Regions from separate parts of the Mus musculus genome. Here region 1 is linked to region 2. The links are chromatin loops, found by intact Hi-C in ENCODE. Cell type or tissue: heart. All regions are shown on one strand. Each heading gives the region's core, and the rest is flanking DNA. Links, peaks and the distances in the headings are about the cores only.

Region 1 (8,968 bases), core at 265-8,264, 78 kb before region 2:
CTTTAATTCCAGTACTGGGGAGGCAGAGGGAGGAGGATCTCTTAAGTTAGAGGCCAGCCTGGTCTATAAAGCAAGTTCCAAGACAGTCAGGGCTCTCTTAACACAGAGAAACTCTGTCTTGAAAAAACAAAACACACACACACACACACACACACACACACACACACAAATCAACAATCAATCAATCAATAAATGGGAGGTGGGGTGAGGCAACTTTTGCCAGGTGGTGATGGTACACACCTTTCCCAGAGGCAGGCAGGTTGATGTGACTTTGAGGCCAGCCTGGTCTACAGAGTGAGTTCCAGGACAGCCAGGGCTGCACAGAGAAAGCATGTCTCAAAATAACAAGACAAACAAACCAACAAACAAAAAAAGCAGAAGTACTGCTCGAAGTCCAAAGCTAGCATGGGCTATACTGAGAGTTAGAAGTTAGCCAGAAACTGTGAAATCCTATTGCAAAATAAAAGCATTAGAGAGATAGCCAGCATATCGTGTTTCCCAAACAAGTCCCAAGTCCTGGAGTCTGGATCCTCAGGCCCCAAACCTGTAATCCTAGTACTCATAAGGCAGAAACCCACTCTGAGCTGGCTATCTACACATGCTAGAATTGGCAAACCCTTGGTTCAGCAAGACCCTGCTTCCATAATAAAGAGAGGAGTGATCAAGCAATAAACCTGATATAAGTCTTTGAATTCTACATATATGTACACCCACCCATATACCTCTACTCCCAAACATGGGTAGGAACACTGTGACCATTGATATCAACTTAACAGAATTTAAAATGACTTGTGAAATGGAAATCTGTGCAAGCCAATGAGGAATTATTTTGACTATGTAGAGGTGGATGGACCAGCCCACCGTGAGTGGTACCATTCCATAGACTTCATAAATACACAAATAAAGAGAGCGATTGGAGGAGCAGCAGGATGAGACACTCCCTCTGTTTCCAGATTGCAGAACAATGTGACCAGATGCTTTAGGCTTTTGCCACTGTGATTTCCCCGACCATCATGGATATGATCTGGAACTTGGAACCAGGATCAGCCCCCTTAACCTTCAAATGATTTTGTCAGATTATTTGATCACAGTAACTGAAAAAGAAACTCAGACATAGGCAAACTACACACAAACACATGGGGGAAAAGACAGAAAATAAGTATACCTTATCTGAAATGGGGAAAGGAAGCAATCAGAATACAGAAAACACTTACGATGCTAAGAATACTTACTTGTTGTCATAATAAGTCAGTCAGGTTTTTGGCATATTAAGTAATGACAATGTGATTCTTTATGTGCAACATACTTGTCTTCCAGTATTTCAGCTTCCATTCTAAGACTTTTCTGACCAAAGCTTCATCATTTACCTGAATCAATACTGAGGACATCATCATCTTCATCAGGAATCTCAATGATCTCTGTGGGCCGGGAAGCTTCATCCTCAGAGCTACTGTCATGATACTGTAGTCCCAGCTTAGAGTAGAAATCCTTCACCAAAGACTCACAGTTAGTCACTTCCCTGATATTGGAACACATGCAGAAAAGATCAAAGCCAGTGGAGACAGTGCAGTACAAGAGCATTACAATGTATATACATTTATACAATACCTAGCCTCTGAGCTCACACATGTAATCCTAGTCCTTAGCCTGAGGAACCAAGACTAGCTAGGTTTGAGGTCACTTTGGTCAATAGAGTTCATGGTCAATAGAGTTCATGGTCAATACAGTTCATGGCCAGCATGGCCTACAGAGTAAGAAACCTTTAGACAGAACAAAAACAGAACCCAGCACTCAGGAGGCAGAGGCAAGCAGATCTCTGAATTCCAGGCCAATTTGGTGTACAGAGGTAGTTCCAGGACAGCCAGAGTTACAAAGAAACGGTCTCAAAAATAAAACAAAACAAAAACAGAAACAAAAACAAAAAACAACCCCCCCCACATACAAAACACAACACAGTAACAGGAAATTATGTATATTTAAATATAGACTGTTTGCTCTACATGTTCCAAAGTACCTATTTAGAATGCTTTTCCACAGAATGTTTGTTTCCATGTAATTCTTCTATGAAACAATTTTCTAGACTTCAATTTTCCACCTGCTGTTACAAAAGTCCTAATATCTGATATTTATTATCTATGTGGCTTTGGGAACTAAGAAGACAGCTTTAAATATCAACTTCATTTTGCTGGGTGCTGTGAAACATCCCTTTAATCTCACCACTGGAGAAACAAAGGCAGATGGGTCTCTATGAGTCCAGCTCAATATGGTTTATATGGTGAGTTCTAGGGCAGCCAATTCTACGTAAAGAGACTTTGTATCAAAAATGGATGAACGAATGAAACCCCAATCAACTCAACAAGCATAAGCTAGGATCATTTCATTGCAGCTCTTAGGAGGCAAAAGTCGGCAGATCTCTGCAAGTTGCAGGCCAGCAAGATTTAGGTATTGGGATTCTGTCTCAGAAAAACAGAAAAGACAGCAACTCTACAATCTTCACTTTCTGGGGATCTTAGGAAGGAAGTTCAGTCCAGGAGGAAGAGAAGGGAATTCAAGCCTTTAACCTAACTACTGCTGATCACATAGCAGCTACCCACAGGGAAAAAGTGTTCTGTTGCAACTCTGCATTACAAACTCAGAGGAAGAGTAAGGCCCCACCTGACTGAAGTCGCCAAAGTATAAAGTGCTTAGGACAATGACAACAACAGTCACTCCAAGGAGGACACAGATGGACATTTACTTCTGCTTCCTGGAATCCCTACCTGGATGCATCATCAAACAGCCGATCAACATAAGCCACTTCAGACTCTTTCTGTAGTACCCACGTCTCCAGCTCTGCGAGCTGCTTCTTGCGCTGCTGTATGCAGTCCATCTTTTCCAGTTCCTCATCAATGTACTGACGAAGTTCCTCCATAGAGATACCCAGCTCTTCAACCACCGCCTGCTGCAGCTCAGCAATCTCTGCAGAGTCAGCTGCAGCTGGCGCTGCAGCCAAACTCATGCACCCAGGGAGGGAGGACATGCTTTGGCCCTGTGCAGGATGAACAAGAAGCGAAAACAACTCTAACCGAGGCTCACACCATTTCTGTCTCATAATCAAAAGCCTGCAAACTCTGTTCTCTCCCCTCCTCCTCCACAAGGCGATCTGGAGATTTCCCGGGGAGCCTCATCTTCTCACACAGACCCAAGCTCTGGGTAACAACTAAGAGCGGGGAGACCCTGGAGAACTCCAACACGCACCAGGGAGCTAGCTAAAACAAGGTTTCAGGAAACCGAAGAGTGCTTATCGACCAAGGAAGATACTTCTGGGAGCTACTTGTTCCTTAATTGGCTCTGTCACTACACCGAGTCTAACCGAGGCACCGGCGGCTGGAGACAGGTGAGCCGCAATGAACTAATTCCACCCGGGTTGTTTAGTCCTCCTTTTCCTCGCGGCTCTTTGCTTTCCCGTGGCAAGGTGGCTTTTAAAACCTCCTAGGGCCATGCAAGAGGGCAGCTGCACAAGGGATGGGCTTCCCGGCTGCACCAGGCCCTGGGAGTCTGCGACCAGCAAAGAAGAAAAGGGACGAAGAGAGGAAAAGTCGGACATCCCTACGTGATCAGAGCAAAAGCTTGAAGCCATGGCGACCACCCAGCAGCCACACTCGGAATAACGCGCACAGGCGCTTGGCCGCCCGGGCCACGCAGAACCGCAGCAGCCTCCAGCCTGCCGCCCTCCTGCTTTCCCGCGCCTCATCGACGCACCGCCTCACCCACGCACCGCCTCGCGCCCACCCGCAGCCGCCGCCTCAGGCCCGCCCGCCCCCGGCTCGCTCCTCTCCCGCCAAGTTCCCACACACAGCCCCAGCCTCGCACCAGCCAAGCCTCCCAGGTCCACCTCGGCCTCAGCGCACCTCAGTCCGTCCTCCCCACAACTCTGGCGCCCGACCGCAAGGGCCGCGTCTCACAACCCCGACCCCAGGTTTTACTCCAGGGCTCCGCCTTGCCAAACCCAGGCAAACTGAAGGAGAGACGGCGGGGGAGGGGAAACAGCGTGAGGAGGCAGGAGGGGGCGGGGAGCAAACCGACGGTCCGGAAGCAATAGGGAGCGTCCTTCCGGCCTCTCCGACGGTAGCCCGAAGGGACCAAATTTATTGCATAGCGCTGCGGTACAGGGGTTATGGGAATTTAAGGAGAGTATGCATGTGTGAAGTAGGGCATTTCCAGATAAGGGGCTAGTTGGACAAAGCAGGTATTTTCCGGAGTCATTTATGGAAGCTCTTCCCCTACAGGTGGCCAATATAGTTGATTATTGTTTTAATTTGAAGATTTTTTTTAGTAATAAAATTAATTTTTTAGCAAAATTAATGAGTGTTCATATAGGAAATAAGAAAAATACAAATAAACAACAACAAAAAACTCATCATTTTATCACTGAGATTGTGTAGTTTTCATCTTTCACAAGATTAAGGTTTTTTGTTTTTTGAGGTTTTTTTTTGTTTTTGTTTTGTTTTGTTTTTGTTTTGTTTTGTTTTTTTGTTTTTTTTTTTTGTTTTTTTTGTTTTTTTTTTTTGAGACAGGGTTTCTCTGTATAGCCCTGGCTGTCCTGGAACTCTCTCTGTAGCCCAGGCTGACCTCGAACTCAGAAATCTGCCTGCCTCTGCCTCCTAAGTGCTGGGATTAAAGGTGTGCACCACCACTGCCCAGCTCTCATTTCTTTCTTTGCTTCTTTCTGCCTACTCATCTTTGAATGCCATTACTTTCACAGCAGATCTGGCCAATCTCCCAGCACTGCTCACACCCCTCTAGCCTAAGAACAGCCTTACAAATAAACTGCCAAACTCAAGTACACTGTCTTCTTCCACTGTCCTCCCATAACCCTGCCTGCAAGGGTAAAGGAAGCTGAAACACAGAAATAAAGAGCAGACTCAAGAAGTGTTTTGTTGTGGTAGTTTTAACATGGGGTCGTGCTTTGTAATCTTGGATGGTCTGGCACTTGCTATGTAGACTGTGCAAAGATCTACCGGCCTCTGTTTTCTACCTGTTGGGATTAACCTGTGAGCCACCATGTCCTGCAAGGTATCTATATAAAATATATTTTTCTGTACACCTGTGTGTCTGTGTATGCATATGTGCCCATAAGTGCAAGTTGGCCTCAAAAGCCCGAAGAGAATACTGGATTCTATGGAACTGCAGTTACAGACAGTTGCCATCCAACATAGGCACTAAAATTCAAACTCAAAATAATCTGGAAAACAATAAGTGTTCTTAAATACGAAATCATTTTCCAGCCCTTGTGTGTGTTTGTGTGTGTCTTTAAGGAATCCAAAACATTTGGGCAGCCATGGCCCTCGTGTTCTTGGCAACAGAGCCCAAAAAACCGGTCCCGGAGTTTACTTACACAGCAGAGGACTTAGCCCTCATTTTCAAAGATTCCAGTCATCAGTTCAACAAAAATAAGAGACTGTGGTACACCTCTGGGGGAGAGAAAATCCTGCCACAAAGACAAGCAGAGGCTATGATCAAACAGATGCACCAGTGGACTCACCTAGGGGTAAACAAGCTTATCCAGACATTCTCCAAGACTAAGTACCATGTACCAGGGTTAAAACACCTTGTGGAGCAGGTGGTGCACAAGTGTGTGCCCTGCAAAAGTCAATGTCTACTGCACTATGGTGCATCCAGGGAAGAGGTACCCGGGAGACAGACCTGGCACCTACATGGAGGTAGACTTTACTGAGGTATGACCTGGAAAATATGTATATAAATACCTTCTGGCTTTTGTGGATACGTTCTCAAGATGGGTAGAAGCTTTTCCCTGTAAAAATGAGACTGATCAGATGGTCATTAAGGTTATTGAAGCCGGGCAATGGTGGTGCATGCCTTTAATTCCCACACTCGGGAAGCAGAGGCAGGCAGATTTCTGAGTACGAGGCCAGCCTGGTTTACAGAGTGAGTTCCAGCACAGCCAGGGCTACACAGAGAAATCCTGTATCGAACCCCCCACCCGAAGAAGGAAAAGGAGAAGAAGAAGAAGAAGAAGAAGAAGAAGAAGAAGAAGAAGAAGAAGAAGAAGAAGAAGAAGAAGAAGAAGAAGAAAATTTTCCAAGGTTCAGAGTGCCAAAAGGCCAAAAGCAATAGTGTCAGATAATGGTCCTGCCTTTGTTGCCCAGGTAAGTCAGGGCATGCCCAAATATTTAGAGGTCGAATGGAAATTATTGTGTGTACAGACCTCAAAGCTCAGGACAGGTAAAAAGGATAAATAGAACCCTAAAAGAGACCTTGACAAAAGTAACCATGGAGACTGGCACAGACTGGGTGGTGCTCCCCCCTTCATTTAGAACCAGAAATACTCTCTCTTGATTCAGTCTTACTCCTTTTGAGATCCTTTATGGGGCTCCCACACTCCGCACTGTCTTAAATGATGTGATTGAACACACATGTTGTTGTAATAATTATCTGTATGCTAGGTTAAAAGACTTGCAGGTGAGGCAGAAGGAAGTCTGGTTACAACTGGCTGCAGCAAAGATCTGGGTACCCCAAAGACATCTCACCAGTTCCAGGTCGGAGATCTGATTGATCTAAGTGCATCTGCATTGCAGCCAGACCCTCAAGCCTTGCTGGAAGGGTCCCTATCTAGACTTGCTTACTACCCCTTCTTATCCTGTTTCTGCTCTTAACCTTTGGCCCATGCATCCTTAATCGCTTGTTATTAAATTCAAGTACAAGTTTTGATGCTCAGACAACAATACCAGCAGCTGCAACAAAGTGAGACATCATTTCAGGATTGAGATATACCAGAGAAAAGGGGGGAATGTAAAATCCAAAATAAATTCAAGACCACTGTACTGGCTAGTTTTGTGTCAACTTGACACAGGCTGGAGTTATCACAGAGAAAGGAACTTCAGTTGAGGAAATGCCTCCATGATCCAACTGTAAGGCATTTTCTCAATTAGTGATCAAGGGGGAAAAGGCCCCTTGTGGGTGGGACCATCTCTGGGCTGGTAGTCTTGGTTCTACAAGTGAGCAGGCTGAGCAAGCCAGAGGAAGCAAGCCAGTAAAGAACATCCCTCCATCACCTCAGCATCAGCTCCTGCTTCCTGACCTGCCTGAGTTCCAGTCCTGACTTCCTTCAGTGATGCACAGCAATGTGGAAGTGTAAGCCGAATAAACCCTTTCTTCCCCAGTTGGTTCTTGGTCATGATGTTTGTGCAGGAATAGAAACCCTGACTAAGACAACCACCTAGCCCCTTCCCCCTCTGAAGGGACTTTCCAAACTATAGTTTAGTGGTCAAAAAGACCAGACTAAGCTTGCAGCTGCCAAAACAAGATTAGCAGTTCCCAGAAAAATTCCCCTACCCTGCCCCATACTGAATTCGGAGAAAAACCACAAACTGCCCTGACCTTGTCAGTAGAATTCTCCATGATGTTAATAGCTGTGATGTTAACAGCTGTGACGTTAATAGCTGACCCATAAGTTCAAAATGTACTGCTGCTTTGCTGACCAATCATAATAACCCACCATAAGGGCAGGCAGAGTGAGTCACTAAGCCAAAGGTAGTCATCCTATGCAAACCAACCAATGCGTGAAAGGTTACTTGCTACACCAGTGAGAATAAGCCAGCTAGGCCTGTTGCCTAAATCTCCCCCTTACAAGGTATAAAAAGTGTGTTCTTTCTTTCTTTGGGGTCTTTCCTCTTGCCTGCATGCAGAGGGGGTTCCCCAACAAGTTGGATCTATTAAAAAAATCCTCTTGTGGTTTGCAGTGATATCAATCTCTGTGGTCTTTGTGAGTGAGGGTCTTTTGATGGACTCCAACAGCTGCCCCAGCCCGGTAGTATAGATCAGATTAACAACTAACCCCCCTCCCCCATTCTGTCTTTTTTCTTTTTGAGCAGCCTCTCACTGAGTGGCCCTGACTGGCATGGAACTCACTATGTTGAACAAGCTGGCCTTGAACTCATGAAGATATTATTGCCTCTGCCTCCTGTGTGCTGGTAGCCATGTGCTACCATACCACAGCCCTGTCTTTTCTTTATATCTCTAAAATGAAATTAAAATTAAAATCTACAGTATAATATTTGCATATTTTTCATAGTCTGGTCCTAGTTTACCTCCCTGGCCATATTATTTCATTCATCCTTCCACATTCTGCATGTCTCTTTAGATATTTTACATGTCTTTGTTGGTTTTCAGACTCACAAATATATTTTACATACCAAAGCAGACCTGGTCTTCAGGTTCTCCCAGCATCCCTCAGACCCCACCTGGTATACCCTGTCTTCTACCATGACCTTTACAGCCCAGGGGCTGAGTTGCCCTTCTTACAGAGACTCTTCCCTGACCTCCTTCCTGGGGGGCCAATGAGCTCCTGAGAGCAGTTTCCCAATAAACCTGTTTATATATACTCCAATCTGCCTTGAATTGGCTCATTTCACCTGCCGAGAAATAACTTATCACTCTTTTTTTTTTAAACTTTCTTTCTTTTAAATATTTACGTATTTATTTATGTCATGTATGTGGGTACACTGTTGCTGCCTTCAGACACACAAGAAGAGGGCATCAGATGCCCATTACCGATGGTTGTGAGCCACCATGTGGTTGCTGGGATTTGAACTCAGGACCTCTGGAAGAGCAGTCAGTGCTCTTAACCTCTGAGCCATCTCTCCAGCCTAACTTAACATTCTTTATCCTCAATCATTCAGTGTCTAGTACCTAGAATATTCCTGCTTTTCCTCTGCCCAGAAAAAAATTCTTTTTGTGTGTAGATATGTGCATGGTGCACATGTACACATGTATGCAAAACTAAAACTAAATAAATGAATGAATGAATGAATTAAAAAAATAAGTAAAAGCATATGCACCAAGCCCAACTTGGCCTCAGGGGAAAAAATTAACTGGGTATAGTGGCATATGTCTTTAATTTCAGCATTCAGGAAGTAGAGGCAGGAGGATTGTTGTGAGTTCTAGGACAATCTGCCCTACATAGCAG
Region 2 (8,968 bases), core at 555-8,554:
CCTGATGAAGATGATGATGTCCTCAGTATTGATTCAGGTAAATGATGAAGCTTTGGTCAGAAAAGTCTTAGAATGGAAGCTGAAATACTGGAAGACAAGTATGTTGCACGTAAAGAATCACATTGTCATTACTTACTATGCCAAATACCTGACTGACTTATTATGACAACAAGTAAGTATTCTTAGCATCGTAAGTGTTTTCTGTATTCTGATTGCTTCCTTTCCCCATTTCAGATAAGGTATACTTATTTTCTGTCTTTTCCCCCATGTGTTTGTGTGTAGTTTGCCTATGTCTGAGTTTCTTTTTCAGTTATGGTGATCAAATAATCTGACAAAATCATTTGAAGGTTAAGGGGGCTGATCCTGGTTCCAAGTTCCAGATCATATCCATGATGGTCGGGGAAATCACAGTGGCAAAAGCCTAAAGCATCTGGTCACATTGTTCTGCAATCTGGAAACAGAGGGAGTGTCTCATCCTGCTGCTCCTCCAATCACTCTCTTTATTTGTGTATTTATGAAGTCTATGGAATGGTACCACTCACAGTGGGCTGGTCCATGAACACCATGAAACATTTAGTAAATACTTCCCTTGGTAACTTTTTTTTTTGTTTGTTTTGCATTGTGGTTCTGATGTGTGCTATGTATGTAGTACATGAAGCAGTAAACTCTAAGCATCAAGTTACAACAACATCCAGTGTCTTCCTCTATTATGTTCTGACTTAGTGCCATTGGGCTAGTTGGCCACTTGGGGATGTGTTTCTATCCAACAAGCACCAGAGTTACATATTTAGCAATGTTCAGGTTTTGTTTTGTTTTGTTTTTTTTTCCTTTTTTAACATGAATTGGGGGGATTCAAACTCAGATTCGCAAGCTTACAACCCACACTGTTTGTCACTCGGGCTATCTCGGCCTAACCATGTAGGCCAGGCTATCCTCAAACTTGAAGTGATCCTTGTATCATGGTGTATTAGTCAGGGTTCTCTAGAGTCACAGAACTTACAGATAGTCTCTAGATAGTAAAGGAATTTATTGATGACTTACAGTCGGCAGCCCAATTCCCAACAATTGTTCAGTCGCAGCTGTGAATGGAAGTCCAAGGATCTAGCAGTTACTCAGTCTCACGCAGCAAGCAGGCGAAGGAGCAAGAGCAAGAGCTAGACTCCCTTCTTCCAATGTCCTTATATTGTCTCCAGCAGAAGGTGTAGCCCAGATTAAAGGTGTGTTCCACCACACCTTTAATCCCAGATGAAAGGCATAGCCCAGATTAAAGGTGTGTTCCTTAACTCGGAGATTCAATCTTCTGGAATCCATAGCCACTATGGCTCAAGATCTTCAAACCAAGATCCAGATAAGGATCTCCAAGCCTCCAGATAAGGGTCACTGGTGAGCCTTCCAATTCCGGATTGTAGTTCATTCCAAATATTGTCAAGTTGACAACCAGGAATAGCCACTACACATGGCTTTTTTTACTACATGATTATAGGTGTAATCAACATGTCTATTATATACTAAAAAAAAAAAGTTTTTAACCATGACTTTTTGTTTGGTTTTTCAACACATAGTTTCTTTGTGTTAATCATCCTGGCTGCTTTAGATCTTAATTTGTAGACCTGGCTGGCATCCAACTCAAAGAGATCCATTGGCCTCTACCTCCCAAGTACTGGGATTAAAAGCATGTAATGCCAGTGAACTACAATTTCTTATATTAAAGTGTGCCATATAGATGTCATGTTTTGTTTTGTTTTGTTTTGTTTTTGTAAATTTGACACAAGCTAAGATCATCTGAGAGGAGGAAAAGCCATTAAGGCAATGCCTCCATCTTGGCATAGTGGTGCCCCCCTTTAATGCCAGCAAATGAAAGTGTGAAAGCAGGTGGATTTCTATCTGTTCACAACTGTTTGAAACTCCAGGTTAATGGGATCTTTCTTGTCTGTCTAATTGTGTTCCAATACTCAGGTGTACTGACTTAAATGCAGACACATTCACATAATTAAAAATAAAACTATTCAAAACCCCAAGAAAATGTCTAAACAAACCAACCAAACCAACCAAATAACCTAAAGCAAGCAAGCAACCAACAAACGAGAAGCCAGCATGATGTCACTGCGCCTCTCACTGCACCTCTTTTTAGTGAATGGGAGTTAGTTCTCTCCTCGAACCATTGTGTGGCTTTTGGAGAATCCAACTTCAAGTACCTTTAGCTCTTGAGCCATCTTGTCAGTTCTACTTCTAAATGTTTTTAAAATTTTTGTGTATGTGTGAGTGCACATGTTTTGGTGTGAGGAAAGTTGAAGATAATTTGCAGGAGTCCTCTCCTTGTGTAAGTTCAGAGCATTGGATCTTGGGATGTTAGGTGTAGCTGTGTAGTGGAGTCGTCTTTATGGCTAATTAAAAAAATTTTTTTTGGTGAATCAGACTGACAACAAGCCAAAGAGTAGTGCCATATGCTTATAGTTCTAACATTGGAAGGAGAGGGTGAATTCAAGACCATTTTCATCCTCATAGTGAATTTGGGGTCAGTCTAGGCTACATGAGACCTTGTTTCAAAGAACAAAATTACCCTCCTCCCCCCAGTCCACATATACATGGTGATGAATATAATAGACTTTGGGTGTTAGTTTCATTCACTTTGCTTCTCACTACTGGATTAATTTGCAAGGTGGCCTTTGTTTCATGTCTTTGGTTTTTGTTTGTTTTTGAGATAGTGTCTTTCTATATATAGCTCCTGCTGTCTTAGAACTCACTATGTAGACCAGGCTGGCATTGAACTCAGAGAAATTGGCCAGTCTCTGCCTCCTGAGTACTAGGATTAAAGGCATGCATCACTATGCCTGGATCTGTTTGTAGTTCTTTTTTTTTTTTAAATATATATTTTTAAGATTTATTTATTTATTTTATGTATATGAGTACACTGTAGCTGTACAGATGGCTGTGAGCCTTCATGTGGTTATTGGGTATTGACTTTAGGACCTCTGCTTGCTCCAATCAACCTCGCCCACTCCAGTTGGTCGGCTCACTCAGTTCCTGCTTTCTCTGGCCCAAAGATTTATTTATTATTCTAAATAAGTACACTGTAATTGTCTTCAAACACACCAGACGAGGGCGTTAGATCTCATTAGGGGTGGTTGTGGGCCACCATGTGGTTGCTGGGATTTGAACGCAGGACCTCTGAAAGAGCAGTCAGTGCTCTTACCCGCTGAGCCATCTCTCCAGCCCCTGCTTGTAGTTCTTGATTTGTAAAATTATAGAATTTATCTCACAGTGTTTTGAGTCGACATTGTCTGTTCTGAATTGCTCAGTTCTTATAATTAGACATTACGTCTGTGTGTTTACTACCTTGTCATTTTAAAAAAACTTGTGACATAGGACACCTCACTTTTGGAGGGCAGAGAAAGGGACTAGTTTCATTTTGTAGTACAGACTGGTCTTTGCATTCTGAGTTCTGGAATACTTGTTTAATAAAAATTCTTTGTTCGTTGTCTCCATTTCAAATGTTGGCATCTTTGGTACCACGTAATCACCCAGCTTTTTCCTACCAGCTTCAGAGCCAACTCTTAAGAATTAGTTATCGGACTTTTACTAGTGACAAAAGTTCATAAAGAAAAAACAACCTAGAATGGATTAGTGATCCCTGTGTTAGAACCTATAAAGAGGGTTTGCATAACAAATCGTCTGTAGGAAGCATATGCTGATGAGCCCACTAAGAAAGAAAACATTTTAGTAAAATGCTCGTTTTCTTTGCATTTCACTGACGTCAATTTGGTTATGAATCTCTGACGCCGAGAAGGCCGGATTAGGGAAACAGCTGGTTGGCTTCCTAGCTCAGGCTTCCTAGCACTCCTCGGGTCACCGGACTCACTGGCCGAGTCACTAGCCCGGCCTCTATGGCGACTTACTGTTTCTATTGGCCAGTTCTCCCAGGGAGGCTGTCTGGAGACTGACCGCGCCCATAGTTTGGGGCGTGTCTTCTGCCCAGGATGGGGAGGGGGGTGGGCGTCCGCCATCTTGGATTCCGCGGTAGCGGTGGCGGCGGTAAGGTGCCTAATCTGCGGAGTGGCTCTTCCCTCCCCTCCCCCAGCTCGGTGGCGGCTGCCCCTCCCACCGAGGGTGGCGCAGGGACGGTGCCATCTCGACCATGGCGGCGACTACAGCTAACCCAGGTGAGGCGGCAGAAAGGACTGACAAGTGCGGAGAGCCAGAGCAGAGCAGCAGGGCCGTGGCGTTCGGGTGTTGGGGGAGGGGTGTCGAGGAGGCGCCCTGCCCGGAGGACCTGGGGAACGGGTGACGGGTGTTTGGGGGCTCCGTGCCCCAACTTCTGGAGTAGTGGTGGCGCTTGGCCAGCGTCTCCACTCTGCCTGCGGTGTTAGGGAGTGTTGTGGTCTTTTAACCCTCTGCCAGCTGATGTTCCCCTGATGCCTAGTAAGTAACTGGGCAAACTGACTTGGTGTAACTGCGAGCGTAAACTGGGCTATAGACGGGGCCACGTTGACGTTTTGCAAAGTCTTGCTTGATTCTACACTTGGTTTACATTTAAATGGAAAACTTAGTTCTTTGAGAATCTGCTCAGATTCTTGTAACTCCTATACTTTGAAATTTAGGGTTTTAGCGTAGTTATTAGTGTCTTGCTGCTGAAGGCAGAGGTTTGGGTAATGGTAATAGTTCAGGACAGGTCTTTAGTCCAGAACCCAGGTTTAAATCTTGTTAGGTCGAGGTGGAGCAACTCCTGTTCTTTCAGAAAAATGTCCCGCGCCATTTGTCTGTGGACGTCCTCTTGCTTGTTTGTCTGTCTGTCTCTGTCTCTCGTTCATCTTATTTTGAGTCTTGTCTCATTCCAGCCCCCGGTTGACTTTGGATCACTGCAGTCTCCCTCTCAGTCCTTTCTACTGTATTCAGTTACATCTTAGGAAGTATTTCATTTTAGTTGGGCTAATTTACCTTGTTATTTTCCAACAAAGTAAATCCATCATTTCCCAGAAGTCTGTATCATCGAAGAGTTTGGAGGGAGGGTTGTGTAATATTGGTCTCTGCTATTTCACATTGAACTTTTAAATTTTATCTTGTTAATGTACTATATTACAGTAACAGGGTACACACACGTATGTATATACATACACACAATAGCTGAAACACTGGGAAATGTATTGTTTTCCCATTATTTTTGGAAACAGCCTTTTTTTTTAAGAGAGAGAGAGAGAGAGAGAGAGAGAGAGTCCTAGAACTTATATGTAGCCCAGGTTGGCTTCAAATTCATGTGTCAATATCAACTTTAAAAAAAATATTTTTAAGCTTTAGAAATTATGTATATGATAATGTCTACTTGTGAGTGCAGGAATGGGAGGAGTCCAGAATAGGGTGTTGGATCCCCTGCAGCAAGAGTTTCAGGCAGTTGAAAGCCCCGTGATGTGGATGCTAGGAACTGACATTAGGTCCTAGAAGAGTAACACATACTCACAACTACTGAACCTTCCTTTCAGCCCCTGAATATCAGTTTTTTAAATCCTAAATTATTATTTTTTTTACATGAAGATGAAGTAAATTGTCAGGAAACTATTGGAATATTTGATGAATTATAGAATAAAACTATACAACTGAAAAATGTTAGAGAAAATCAGACCTTGTAGCAAAATAGCCCATGTCTGATTAGAGTAAACAAGATTTCAAACTGATCCCATGTTGCAAAATCCTTATATAACTCTTCAGACTGCAAAGTGTCTCTCTTGTTAAGGCCGTAGAGACACGTTAGTAAGTCAGAAGCTTTTCTAGCTGCCCTGTTCTGATTTTAAACCAATTACTAAAACAACACTTTCTTGACCAAATAGTCATTTCCTTATCAATATTAGCTTAAGTCTGTAAGCAGGAAATAGTAATTTTTTTCTATTTTTTTTTCTGAGTGGGGAATTTTGAGAGGCTGGCCTGCAGTGTTCTGTGAAGATCAGGCTGGCCTTGAACTTGCAGTGGTCTTCTTGCTTCTATCTTCAAGTGCTGGAATCACTCGCATGTGCCATCCTATATAAACTATCAAAACTTTTTAAAAAGTACGATTTAAGAATCTTTTTTAATGAAACAGTTGTTTGTTTGTTTGTTTGTTTGTTTTGACTTTGGTTTTTCAAGGCAGGGCTTCTATATGTATCCCTGGCTGTCATGAAACTCACTCTGTAGACCAGGATGGCCTCCAACTCAAGATCTGCTTGCTCCTGCCTCCTGAGTGCTGGATTAAAGCTGTGAGTGTCATCACCAGTAGAAATAATTGATTTTATTTATTGTTATTTGATTGCTTGCTTCTTCAATTTTGAGGTGGGCAGAGTCATCATAGGTACTTACCAAACAGAGGGAGAATAGGCTGGAATTCCTTTAATCTTTGCAGAAGCAGGGGGATATCTTAGTTCATGGCCATCTTGGTCTACAAAGTCAGTTCCATGCTACATAGTGAGACCTTGTTTCAAAATCAAAAGCCAGACCAAACCAAGCAAAAACCTCAAAAGGTGAGGTGTAGGTTCTTAGCAAACCTTTGAAAATTAACCTGAGAATGTAAGAGTTTTCTTAAATTCTAGTCTGCTGTTAGTTATGGCATAGCACCCAGTGGTTCCTGCTGTAGCTGACATCCCTGCGTAGCCTCAGCCTCTTATGAGATGGGATGGTAGGTCTGAGCGGAGAACAGAGAACGACAGACCCAGTGAGACTAACCCCCTGCTCTCTTTACCATCTGCCTTAACTTCCTTTTCCGGGGGCTACATTCCTAGCTCAAGATTTCTTTTTTCCATGTGGAGAATTCTTCCATGTCTTCTAATTTATTGATCCCATGTTCAGTACATGCATGATACTTAAGTCATAAAATAGAGCCTTTTGTTGTTGCTTTTTCCTCCTTCCTTTTTGTGTCAAACAGGATATGTTTTGGCCTGTTGAATTTTGGAAAATTAGATTCACCACTGGAGGTATATACAGTGGGAAATTACTATGTTCAGTGTGCACTTGTACACAGGCCAGAAGACACCGGATATCCACCTCTGTAACTTTCTGTCTTATTCCTTTGAGGCAGAATTTCTTCTTAACTGTGGGCATCTTACTGTGTCACTCTGCCTTATTTCTTCCAGGTCAGGTGTCTCCCTTAACCTGAGGCTTGTGTGTTTTGCTCGGCTGACAGTCAGCAAGGCCTAGCAGTCTTCCTGCCTTGGATCCTCAGAGTGCATGGATTCCTGGTGGATGCAGGATGATGCCAGACTTGTTATGTGGGTTCTGGGATCCAAACTCAGGTCTCCAGATTGTGTAGCAAGTGCTCTTAACCACTGGATCATGTCTTCATTCCACATCCCACCTCCGCTTTTTGAGACAGGATCTGTTACTGGCCTGGAGTGGGCCAAAGAGGATAAACTTCTGGTTAGAGAGCCCCAAGCTCACTGGGTTTCGGCTTTACCAATGCTGGAAATACAAGTAAACGCTACCATGCCTTGTCTTTTCATGTGGGTTCTGGAGATTAACTCAGGACCTTATTGCTTGATTGGCAATTCTTTTTTGATTGAGCTACCAAGCCCTTTATTATTAATTAGTCAGTGTTCTTAATTGCTGGTCATATCTCCAGCCCCACTTTCCCCCCACCCCCCCCCAAAAAAAGATTTTAATTAAATTATGCACATTGGTGTAGTAGTTACTTTTCTGTGGCCATGAAGAGACACCATGACCATGGGAACTTAGAGAAGCATCGCTTTATTAGACTTGAGTTTTCCAGAGGTGAGTCCATGATCACTGTGACTGGAAGCATGGCAGCAGCTGTATTACTTCCAACAAAGCCATACCTCCTAATTCTTCCCAAGACACTAACACCAACTGTGGACCAAGAATTAAAATATAGGAGCCTGTGGGGACCATTCTCATTCAAAAGACCGTAATTACTGCATGTATGTTTGTTCATGTGAGTGCAGGTGCAGAAGAGTGTGTTGATTCTCTTGTAGTGCAATTACAGGTGGTTGTGAGCCATCTAATGTGGGTTCTCAGAACTGAGCTCATGTGTTATGCAGGAATGCCAAGTTGTCTTAACAACTGAGCCATCTCTCCAGCCCCCCAAATCAATCAATTTATCTCTTTTTTTTTTCTTTCTTTTTAAAGGAATTGAACCATTTTACTAACTCAGCAGTTAAAATACAATAAACTTTTTGTTTTTGAGGCAAGTCTCATTTAGACTAGGCTAGGTTGAAACTCACTATGTCTCTGAGGGTGACCTTGAATTTCTTTTTTTCATTTTTTAAGATTTCTTTCTTTTTTTGTTTTTTTGTTTTTCGAGACAGGGTTTCTCTGTATAGCTCTGGCTGTCCTGGAACTCACTCTGTAGACCAGGCTGGCCTCGAACTTAGAAATCCGCTTGCCTCTTATTTCTTGATATTGAGTACACTGTAGCTGTTTTCAGAGACACCAGAAGAGGGCATCAGATCCCATTACAGATGGTTGTGAGCCACCATGTGGTTGGTGGGAATTAAACCCAGGACCTCTAGAAGAGCAGTCAATACTCTTAACCGCTGAACTATCATCTCTCCAGCCCTGATCTTAAATTTCTGATCCAAGTGCTATGATCTTATAGTTACAACCATGCCTGTCTTACCATGTGCTATGGATGGAGCCAGGGCTTGGTGCATGCCTGGCAAGCATTCTACCAACTGAACTGCATACTCAGTGGATAACAGTTTTGGAACGAAACTTCAGTTGGTGTACTTTTATGCAGTAGACTTGTGGTACCAAGTTTTACTCTATTTTCCTAGAATTTAAGAAGTAAAGACTTACGTTGAGAATGGTAGCCGTGTATCAGTAAACAAAAATGGCTGGAGAGTGGTTCTGCCATTAGAAGCAAGCACTGGCTGCTCTTGGAGTTGACTGAGGTTTGGTTCCAGCACATACTGGTGCTACTACCCACAGCTATAATTCCAGTAGATCTATTGCCACCTTCTGGCCTCCATGGACAACAAGCCTGCATGTGTTGCAT

The links. Hi-C counts contacts between places; a loop is a spot of excess contacts. Peaks named below come from ENCODE experiments on the same cell type or tissue, not always from the same donor. Only the 100,000 strongest peaks of a DNase experiment are listed, where the experiment ranks them.
Region 1: a loop joins it to region 2, with 5 times the contacts of the local background. A loop is called at or near these places in 17 of 42 quality-filtered maps.

Annotation. Positions count from the first base shown.
Region 1 is chr3:95,353,175-95,362,142 of GRCm38, forward strand. Setdb1 (SET domain, bifurcated 1) reads right to left here and starts at 4,028. Exons shown (of 22, transcript NM_018877.3): 1 at 3,891-4,028; 2 at 2,760-3,028; 3 at 1,368-1,519. The coding sequence starts at 3,019. In heart, for the core only: a CTCF peak has its summit at 4,252; a DNase peak (open chromatin) is centred at 4,077; H3K4me3 peaks cover 798 bases; H3K27ac peaks cover 745 bases.
Region 2 is chr3:95,430,402-95,439,369 of GRCm38, forward strand. It overlaps Arnt (aryl hydrocarbon receptor nuclear translocator), which reads left to right and starts at 3,989. Exons shown (of 22, transcript NM_001037737.2): 1 at 3,989-4,160. The coding sequence starts at 4,136. It also overlaps the pseudogene Gm4349. In heart, for the core only: no CTCF peak of the experiment used is centred there; a DNase peak (open chromatin) is centred at 3,920; H3K4me3 peaks cover 2,001 bases; H3K27ac peaks cover 2,030 bases.